Regions from separate parts of the Mus musculus genome. Here region 1 is linked to region 2. A link is a loop called in an ENCODE intact Hi-C map of the cell type or tissue named here. Cell type or tissue: left cerebral cortex. All regions are shown on one strand. Each heading gives the region's core, and the rest is flanking DNA. Links, peaks and the distances in the headings are about the cores only.

Region 1 (5,377 bases), core at 189-5,188, 230 kb after region 2:
CTTTCAGAGGACCTGGGCTCAATTCTCAGCACCCACCTGTGGTTCACTGTTCTCTAACTCAAGTTATAGAGAATCTAACACCCTCTTTGGCCTCCCGGAGCACCGAGCATGCACGAATTACACACACATACATGCAGACAAACCACATATACACATAAAATAAAATAATAGTAATAATAAATAATAAATTATTACCAGGTGTGGTGGTACACACCTATAATCCCGACACTCCAATGGTAGAGTCAAGAGAATCAGGAGTTCAAATCCACTCTCAGATACATAGGACATACAAAGCCAGCCTAGACAATATAAGACCCTGTTCCAAGCAATAAACAAGAAAAGATCACACTTCCAATCAGACCTTGAGCCTTAACTCCTCTTCTATCTAGGCAAATGTTTGCAATTATACTTAGAGCAGATTGTACTGCCAACCAGTCAGAGAGGATATTAGAGGAAAAAGGAAGTCTCTGGGTTGGGGGTGGTACAGGGAAGTGGCGGGAGGAAGTGAGGGTGTGCCTGCCGGCTTTTGAGTGGAGGATGCAACACTCCAGGACATGCAGGTAGAAGGATCCAAAAGTGCCTATGTTTGTCCCCTCCAGTGAGAAGGATTTTTCTGCCTAGGGTTTGACACAGAATGTAAAAGACATAGTTCTAAAAATATGACCCAGGCTGGGCTGGTGGCTTTGGGAGCACACAACCGGGAACTTCTTCCAGAACCAAAGAACGCAAAGGGACTGAGGTTTAGGTTGGGACTCTGGTTAGCCCAAGAGGAAGTGAGGGGTCTAGGCTGAAGAAGCATGCAGTCTGGGGTTGAGACCGTTGGAGAAGCTCGGGGCACTGCGTGCTGTGCTGTGCTGAAGCAGGGCTGGGCCACAGCCTGATTCTCATCGCCAAACCACTTTATCACTGTGAGTACAGAAAGGAAAACCAGTTAGAACTAAGATATTTATCATCTACGAGATAATGTTTAAAGGCTGTTGCAAGGCTTTTAAGGATCAGCTGCTGCCTGTGAACACGCCCCTCTCAGTTCTCAGCTAGCACCAACTCCCTTAATACCGAACCATTGTGGTTTCCGGAAGGTGCCATATCTTTTGAACATCCATATCTTTGCTAATGCAATTTCCTCTCTTCAGTTGGTCTTTCCTCCTATATTTAGGCCCCCAAGTCAGTGTTTTCTTCAAAATTCCTGCTACACCCAGGTATGGTTGGTTGTGCACGCTCATAATTCAAGCACGAAGAGGAAGGGGGTCAGGGGGTTAGTCCCAGTCATCCTCCACTACACAGCAAGTTTAAGGCCAACCTGGGCTACATCAGCCCCTTTCTCAGAAATAAAATGAGGCAGGGAGCTGGGCAGATAGTCCATGGGTAAGAGTGTGTATTGCTCTTATAAAGGACCTGAGTTTGATTGGCAGCATCCACACAGGACAGCTCACAGCCTCCTGTACCTCTACCTTCATGGTTGTGTGAAGCCTCTGTCTTCCTGGGACACCAATACTCACATCCATAACCTTCCCAATGCATACACATAATTAAAATAATTTTTTATAAAATTCGCTATTGTATTTCTGGCCTCATTTACCTGGTCCAGAGCTTTGGGACAGACACAATTGCACATTTCCTTGTTTTCTTCTTGGCACCCATTATGAAGGAAATAAGTGGATAGGCAGATGAATGGAGGTAAGAATGGGGCTGCTTTGTTGTGTGGTGGTAAGAGTTAGCGCTAAGGAAATGGGTGATGGATAACTCAGAAAAACAGTAGACAGTGGAAAGGACTTTTAAAATTTCTTTTTATCTTACATGCGCTAGTGCTTTTGTTTTTATTTTATTTTATTTTAATTTATTTATTTATTATTTTTTTTTTTTTTTTGGTTTTTCAAGACAGGGTTTCTCTGTATAGCCCTGGCTGTCCTGGAACTCTCTCTGTAGACCAGGCTGTCCTCAAACTCAGAAATCTGCCTGCCTCTGCCTCCCAAGTGCTGGGATTAAAGGCATTCGCCACCATGCCCGGCAACATGCGCTGGTGTTTTACCTGCATGTATATCTATGTGAGATGGCGTCAGCTCTTGAAGTTACAGACGGTTGTGAGCTGCCATGTGGGTGCTGGGAATCGAACTTGGGAAGAGCATTCGGTGCTCTTAATCACTGAGCCATCTTTCCAGCTCCTGAAACAAACAAAAAACTACGTATGTCTGTTTCAGCTGTAACTGTAATTAAAAAAAAAAAATACTCTGAGGGTGTCTGTGTAAAAAAACATCTAAGCCGGGCGTGGTGGCACACGCCTTTGATCCCAGCACTCGGGAGGCAGAGGCAGGTGGATTTCTGAGTTGGAGGCCAGCCTGGTCTACAAAGTGAGTTCCAGGACAGCCAGGGCTACACAGAGAAACCCTGTCTCGAAAAACCAAAAAACCAAAAAACCAAAAAAAAATCATCTAAATATATCAGATCTGGAAAATAATATTTGAAAGGAATAGTAATTGTACTAAAATGGTGTGTGAAAACTGTAACAGGAATTGCTGACCAACTCAACCACATCTGAATGTAAATTAGTCACCAGAAGTGTGTCTGCTGTGACCCTCATGCCCCCCCCCCGCTTCTGTGCACCCCCACCTTTGTTGCTGTTGCGGGGGGGGGGGGGGGGGGCGGTCGTAACTTTTAGAGGACAGAAAAGGTTTCTACCTGCGACTTTTATGAGTTTTCATAGTGCCACCTGCAGGTGAGACCTAGGCATTGCCCTGAATTTGACTATTTTGCTGCCTATCTGTTGCTGACCTCTTGGGAGCTGGCCTGCTTTGCATCGCCTGAGACACCCATATCACCTTGCTTCTGTTTAGTGTTTCAAAATTCTATTCACATTTGCTCAGCTGACCTGGAAGCTCAGCTGCCGTAAGGTTCCCCCGCCCCACTCGTCCCATGGACAAAGCTCTCTGTTTCTCTACCTTCCTTCGCTGAGCCTGAAGCTTATAGTTCTGGCTCAGCTGGGTGGCCAGTGAGTTCATGGGATCTGTTTGACTTCCCTCCCCAAAGCTGGACTTACAGACACACAAAGCTATATCCAGTTTTCGCATGGCTGCTGGATGGAGATTTGAGCTCAGACCCTCCCGCTTTCGTAGAAAGTGCTCTCACTCATGAAGCCATCTCCCCAGCCCCTCTGTGCTTTCAGAGAAATCACTGTCCCCAATTACTTTATAAACTGGTAGTAGTCGTAATAAATTCTCACTTCCAAATAATGGGATACAACAGAGCAAAGCTCTAGGAGCCCTGGAAGGGTGCAAGTCAGAGATGCATGCATACTTCTGTATTAGTCAGGGTTCTCTAGAGTCATAGAACTTATGGATAGTCTCTAGATAGTAAAGGAATTTATTGATGACTTACAGTCGGCAGCCCAATTCCCAACAATTGTTCAGTCGCAGCTGTGAATGGAAGTCCAAGGATCTAGCAGTTACTCAGTCTCACGCAGCAAGCAGGCGAAGGAGCAAGAGCAAGAGCTAGACTCCCTTCTTCCAATGTCCTTATATTGTCTCCAGCAGAAGGTGTAGCCCAGATTAAAGGTGTGTCCCACCACACCTTTAATCCCAGATGAAAGGCGTAGCCCAGATTAAAGGTGTGTTCCTTAAACTCGGAGATTCAATCTTCTGGAATCCATAGCCACTATGGCTTAAGATCTTCAAACCAAGATCCAGAAAAGGATCTCCAAGCCTCCAGATAAGGGTCACTGGTGAGCCTTCCAATTCCGGATTGTAGTCATTCCAAATATAGTCAAGTTGACAACCAGGAATAACCACTACAACCTCTAATCCCAGAACTCAGGAGGCAGAGACAGCCTGATTGGAGCCAACCTGGTCTACAGAGTGAGCTCCAGGTCAGCCAGGGATACACACTGAGACCAGGCCTCAAGTAAAATTAATAAAAACAGAGAGAAGGAGCCAGGAATAGTAGTGGCACACACCTTTAATCCAGCCCTCAGGAGGCAGAGGCAGGTGGATTTCTGAGTTCGAGGCCAAGCCTGGTCTACAGAGTGAGTTCCAGGACAGCCAGGGCTACACAGAGAAACCCTGTCTCGAAAAAACAAAATCAACCAAACAAACAACAAAACAAAGCATAGAGAAGGAAGAGAGAGAGAGAGATCATGGAGGCTCTCAAAGGAAATGGTGTCTGAGTCATTTAGAATAGCAAACACAGCCATGTGTAGAGCCAGGCTGGAGCCCCTCCAGATAGAGCAGTGGGCATCTAAGGTGGAGAAAATGGTCAACAATTCTTTTAAGTGCAACAGATCTATAATGGAGGCTGTGTGCTGTGGTGTGTTTGAGGTTCCGGGATCCCAGAATTTTTTCAGTCATTACTTCTGAGAAGATCCCAGAAATATGAACGTAAATAAGCAGCTTCAGGTGGCTCAGGCTTGTCACCTTTGGAACCACCCCTGAATGTCAGTGCCTTCTGAATATGTGACTCTTGGGAATCCTTGTGTATCTCCCATTACAGGAATCAACCTGTTAATAGCCCTGGGTGGGAGGGACTTGGGGGAATGTCCCTCAAGGGCTTCCCTAGGACTTCGCAACGCCTGCTGCTGGGAAATGCCAGGAAAGTGGTACGGAACTGGCTGATGCCTCTCAGTGCCAGAGAATAAATAAATGAACCCATAAAAGCCCAATGAACAGACGGACTTTGGCCTTGACAGTTCTCTGAAGGAAGAGGCTCCAAGGTCAAGTTTGGAGGAGGCTTGCCCTTTTTCTATTTCTGTCTCTTTTTCTGTTTCTGGGTCCACATCTCTCCGAGGACTCATTCTGATCCTTAAAGACATAGAGTGGAGTCAGGGGCTCAAGAGATGGCTCTGTGGATAAGAGAAACTACTGCCCTTCCCCCACTGCCACCCCAGTACACACAGGATCTGGGCGCAGTCCTCAGCACCAACACCATCGGGCAGCTCACAAGCAACCGATGCCACCACACCCAGCTCAGAGTAGGCTGTGCAAGCTAAGCAAGCACTGTACCAACCGAGCCACACCCCCAGTCTTCACTGAAGCAGTAAACTCAAATGAGCTTCCTGCCTGGTTCACCAGGGTAGCAGAAACCACAGGGATGTGCTCAGGCTGCCCTCGAGGCCTTTCCTCATCTCTGACGGAAACTCTGCCGCCTTTGAATGCTGAGGCTGAATTCCTCTCCTGCCTTTTTTTTTTTTTTTGGGGGGGGGGGTTTCGAGGCAGGGTTTCTCTGTGTAGCCCTGGCTGTCCTGGAACTCACTCTGTAGACCAGGCTGGCCTCAGAAATCGTCCTGCCTCTGCCTCCCAAGTGCTGGGATTAAAGGCATGCGCCACCAAGCCTGGTTTCCTGCCTTTTTTCTTTCTCTTCTTCTAAAACAGCTAGGTTTTAAAATGCACTG
Region 2 (5,377 bases), core at 167-5,166:
CAAGACAGGGTTTCTCTGTGTAGCCCTGGCTGTCCTGGGATTCTCAATGTAGACCAAGCCGGACTCAAACTTACAGATCTACTTGCCTCTGTCCTGGGTACTGGGATTAAAGGCCTATGCCACCACTGCTTGTACACACACACACACACACACACACACACAGAGAGAGAGAGAGAGAGAGAGAGAGAGAGAGAGAGAGAGAGAGAGAGAGAGAGCGCTATATAAAATACACTTGGGAGGTGGAGGCAAGAGAACCAAGAATCTTGGATGATTTTCAGCTAATTAACTTTGGCCGGGCATGGTGGCGCATGCCTTTAATCCCAGCACTCGGGAGGCAGAGGCAGGCAGATTTCTGAGTTCTAGGCCAGCCTGGTCTACAGAGTGAGTTCCAGGACAGCCAGGGCTACACAGAGAAACCCTGTCTCGAAAAAAAAAAAAAAAAAAAAAACCAGGACAACTTTGAGGCCAGCCTGAGTTACATGAGACCCTCCCTGTCCAAGGGGGCAGGGATCTGGTACAGGTATGATTTTACTATTTATTAAGGACAGTGTTTGCACACTAAGAAGATGGATGGTTCATTTTTCATACACGCAAACCTGGCTGAATGCTGAGACTATGGGACATAGACCATCCTCAGTGGTTTTCAGAGTTCTGATGGCTTTGCTGTGACAAGGTCAGTGCTGAGAGCCCTGGTTCACAGAGATATAAAGTGACAATGGTAGGTGTATGTGTAGGCTGTGCATAGCACATCCAGCCCTCCACCTGTGTTACAGCCTCACGTGTGGTGGGGAGCTACTGTGTACGCAGCAGTGACTTAGCTCCTCCTTCTGTCTCCTCCATTTCCTGTAACCCAGAGACTCAGTTGAATAGCTTAACAGCTCAGTGACACTTTTTATCTCTGAATACATCACAGTGTGATTTAGAGTTTTCAGAGACACCGCACTCTTCTTGATGTTTGTGGAATACAGGACTAGGATACAGAGCCTCCCATCTTTTCTCAGTGCAGGCGCTCTGAGACACATGGAAATCCCAGCTATGGCTGGGAGCCCAAGTCTTTAATCCTGGCACTTGGGAGATAAAGATAGGTAGATCTCCATGAGTTCAAGGCCAGCTGGGACTACATGGAGAAACCCTGTCTTAAAAAACCAACGACAGAAAAAAAAATTCCATCTGGCCTCAGCCTCCACAAGCAGATGCTCTGTTAAGTGCAATGCTGAGGGAATTCACTGTAGGCGGCAGGACCCAGAAGAGGCTGGTGCAGCTGTAGGCTGAGGGATGGAGCCTCAGATGAAAGGAGATTGGTGGGCTCTGGGTGGAATCTAGGGGTCTTCAGAACATCCCTATGGGGCCCTCTGTACCTGGGCTAAGGGAGCCCAGTTGTCTAGATCTTACTGGCTCTGGATCCCTGCTCTTCTAGAGGCATGCTATTCTAGATAATCTAAAGCATCTAAAACCGGCCCCAGAGTAGGAGGAAGTAGGATCGGGAGTTCATGGTCAGCCTCAGTTATATAATGAGTCTGAGGCAAGCCTCAGTTTACAGGACCCCTTCTTAGAACCCTCTGCAAGTGCACCCCTGTGGTCCCAGCACTCAGGGTGCAGAGCCAGAGGATCTCTGTAGGTTCCAGGCTAGCTAGGATCTACATAATGAGTACTGTGGTTTAAAAGAATAAAAAGTAGGGTGTTGGAGAGATGGCTCACCAGTTAAGAGCACTGTCTGTTCTTCCAGAGGTCTTGAGTTTAATTCCCAGCAACCATGTGGTGGCTCACAACCATCTAATGGAATCCAAAGCCCTCTTCTAGTGTGCCTGAAGAGAGATACAGTGTACTCGTATACATCAAATAAACAAACCAGGTGGTTGTGTGGTACATACCTTTAATCATAGCACTTGGGAAACAGAAATTTGGATTTTTGTGAGTTCAAGGCCAGCCTGGTCTACAGACTGAGTTCCAGGACAGCCAAGGCTACACTGTCTTAAAAGCCAAGTCTGCCGCACTGTTGTTGCCCTCTGAGTGGTGACAGTGGCCATGCTTCTGCTGGGGAGCGAGCCATAGAGCTTCTCTACAGTAGGCTGTTGACTCTGGAGAAAACTGCCCAGTCACAGAGATGTTCCTCCAGGTTCCAGACAGCCCCAGAAGGCAGTGTTGCCAGCACAGGGCACCTCAGATGCTCCTCTGCCAGCTTGGAGGCGCTATGGGAGACTGGGTCTGCTCTGGGCAGTTGCCCCCAGGATCTGTCTGTTTCACCACTGTTTTTTGTTTTGTTTTGTTTTGTTTTGTTTTGTTTTGTTTTGTTTTGTTTTGTTTTCCCTTTCCTGCCGTCTTCACACAGTCTAAATCTCAGGTTTCAAGTGCAAGTGCGGCTCCAGCTCTCAGCCTTTTGTCTCTGGGGCTCTGTGTCGATCTCGATGCTCTTGTATTTGTCATATGTGACTTAAGAGGAGAGTCCCAGTGGGAGCTGGATGCAGATTCAATGGCCGTTGTCATTTCCGACCTTGGACTGCCTCTGGCACTAAGAGGGGAGCACTGCCAAGCACCTGTTCTGCTGCTGAAAGCACTGTCCGCCTTGGAGCGCCTGGTGGGAGCACTTACGGTGCTGATCTCCCTGAGAAGCCTGGCTGCGCCCATCTCTGCAGTTAGGAGTTTGCCTGCTGCACCTGGTGGTGCCCAAAGCTCACAGAGGAACTAGCAGCCACTGGGCAGTGGTCTTAGTCACGAGAAAGCTGCTGGTGATTGCGACTTCGGCTGAGAAGTGGATGGATTGAGACACCAGCTCTAAAGCCAGGGTAACACTCAAGAGTGAATAAAAGAACGGAGCGGAAGCTCTGGTTAAAAACATCGTGTACTCCTGTCCATCCCAGGCCAACATGCAGATGCAAAGACCACAGGAGGATTTTGCTTCTCTGAAAACTGATCCTCAGGGTGCCACAGGGCACTTTGACAGATTTGTTGCTAAAGCAGGATTCATTCCTCTGAGAAGTCTGGTTAAATTGGCTTCGTAGATCTTGCGATACACGTCACTGCCACCAGGGGGCAGCAGTGCTCAATGGCTAAATTCTCTACAGCCTCTTTGGAAACCAACAGTGTATTTCTCTTTTTTTGTTTGTTTGTTTGTTTGTTTGTTTTTTCGAGACAGGGTATCTCTGTATAGCCCTGGCTGTCCTGGAACTCACTCAGTAAACCAGGCTGGCCTTGAACTCAGGGATCTGCCTGCCTTTGCCTCCTAAAGTATTTCTCTTGTAATTAATAATATCTTTGACATTTAAGAGAGTTGTTTTTCCTCATTCATTCATTCATTCATTCATTCATTCATTCATTCGTGTGTGTGTGTGTGTGTGTGTGTGTGTGCTTGGTGTTTGGCCTGCGTGTGTGTCTGTGTGAGGGTGTTGGATCCCCTGGAACTGGTACTATAGACAGTTGTGAGCTGCCATGTTGGTGCTGAATTGAACCTGGACCCTTAAAGATCAGTCAGGCTTAACCTCTGAAGCACCTCTCCGCCCCTGTCATTTTCTTTTCCAGTAAAGTATAATGTCGGGTGTACACAGTCCCAGCTACTTGGGAGCCCTAGGCAGAGTGTCTCTTCTAGTTTGAGATAAAGCAGGTTTATTTTAGGCCTAACAGTTATGTGTGTTTTAATTGACACAGCTGACCAGTATGGTACAGGATTTCCAGAATTCAAGAAAGTGATCCCAGCATGGTGGTCCATGATGTAATCCCAGCATTGGGAGGCAGAGGCTAGTGGATCTCCAGAAGTTCAAGGCCAGCCTAGTCTACATGGAGGAATTCCAGGCCCTCCAGGGCTACACAGGAAGGCCTTATCATGTGCATACATGCATATATACATCAATAGAAGTACGTTTCGTGTGTATTTTCCTCTTACTCACAGCCGGCAACAAGCATTTTCAGGGTGCTGAAGTAAAACCTAAGAACAGATTAGTGCCCAGTGAGGCTTTTTTGTTTATTTTTTTATAAAAATGTATTGCATTATGATTGTGCATGTAATGTGGGAGGGGCGTGTATACATGCCATTGCATGTATGTGGGGGTCACAGGACAACTGTGCGGAGTCAGTGTTCTCCTCCCACCCTAACGTGGGTCCCTGAGTTGGACTTTGGTTACCAGGCATGCTCAGGTACCCTTACCTGCAATCTCACTGACACCTTATTTTTGTTTTCACTTTCTTGTCTCTCTGTGTAGGCCAGGCTGGCCTTGAACTCAGGGATCTGCCTGCATCTAGCTGTCTCCCAAGTGCTGGGATGAAAGCCATGCGCTCCCACCGCCTGCCCACCGTTTTAACCCCCAGGAAATCCCTTTGAGCCCTTCCCAGCACCAGCTCCTACTTGTCGCCTGTTTCTCCAAGTCCAGCTCTCTCATCTCAGGTTCCATCTTTCAGGGGTTTCTATGGTTACTGGTGTCCAACAGAGCCCAGCCTTTGCCTCTTGCCTCTAGCTCTTCCACCCCGCCCCCATCTCTGTCCGCCCAAAGCAAATTCTTCAGCTAGTCAGGGCTTGCTCTCCTCTCTTTCTTTTTGGTGGTACTAGGATGGAGCCCAGGAGCCCTCGCAAGCGTCCACCGCAGCCACGCCCGGTCCACCCTTTCTGGTTTGTAACTATCTGGGCGTCTGATGAATGGACACAAGTGGCAGTTTAATTAATCCTTGAGTCCATTAAGGTGTGCTCCCATGTGCACCAGCAGCTCCTTAGTCAAGCTGTGTCTTGTTTCTCCCACATACCCCAGGTGGGCACAGCTCTTAGCTTTGTCCCTGTGGATTGCTTTCACATGGCTTCGGTCCTTATTTAAGTGAGATCATGCAAGCTCTGTCCTAAAGCTAGCTTTTAAAAATATATTTTAAATCTTAAAAAATTCTTTTATGGGGCTGGTGAGATGGCTCAGTGGGTAAGAGCACCCGACTGCTCTTCCGAAGGTCTGAAGTTCAAATCCCAGCAACCACATGGTGGCTCACAACCATCTGTAACAAGATCTGACGCCCTCTTCTGGAGTGTCTGAAGAAAGCTACAGTGTACTTACATATAATAAATAAATAAATCTTTAAAAAAAAAAAATTCTTTTATATATTCTCATCCCTATGGCAGTTTTCCCTCCCTCCCCTCTCCCTTCTCCTCCTCCCCTCTCCTGAGTCTCTCCCTCCCACCTTCTCTCTCTCCCAGATCCAAAAAGAGCAGGCCTCCTAGGGACATCAACCAAACACGGCATATCAAGCTGCAGTAAGAGCAGGCACACGCCATCATGGCAAGGCTGGGCAAGGCAGCCCTAGGACAAAAAAGGGTCCCACGGTAGGCAAGAGTCGGGGCAAGCCCTGCTTCCCCCCAGGACTCCCACAGGAGCACCAGGAGCTCAGCCAAGCATCTGCAGAGGACCTA

The links. Peaks named below come from ENCODE experiments on the same cell type or tissue, not always from the same donor. Only the 100,000 strongest peaks of a DNase experiment are listed, where the experiment ranks them.
Region 1: a loop joins it to region 2, with 2.5 times the contacts of the local background. A loop is called at or near these places in 14 of 42 quality-filtered maps.

The regions. Positions count from the first base shown.
Region 1 is chr11:115,712,007-115,717,383 of GRCm38, forward strand. No RefSeq gene overlaps it. Among named protein-coding and RNA genes, the nearest start is that of Grb2, 6.1 kb to the left of the region's middle. In left cerebral cortex, for the core only: a CTCF peak has its summit at 2,731 (motif pointing left); a DNase peak (open chromatin) is centred at 2,732.
Region 2 is chr11:115,480,914-115,486,290 of GRCm38, forward strand. All of the region lies in intron 2 of Armc7 (armadillo repeat containing 7), which reads left to right. Among named protein-coding and RNA genes, the nearest start is that of Armc7, 7.9 kb to the left of the region's middle. In left cerebral cortex, for the core only: CTCF peaks have their summits at 3,029 (motif pointing right), 4,876 and 5,075; DNase peaks (open chromatin) are centred at 1,122, 2,664, 3,007 and 4,445; H3K27ac peaks cover 2,677 bases.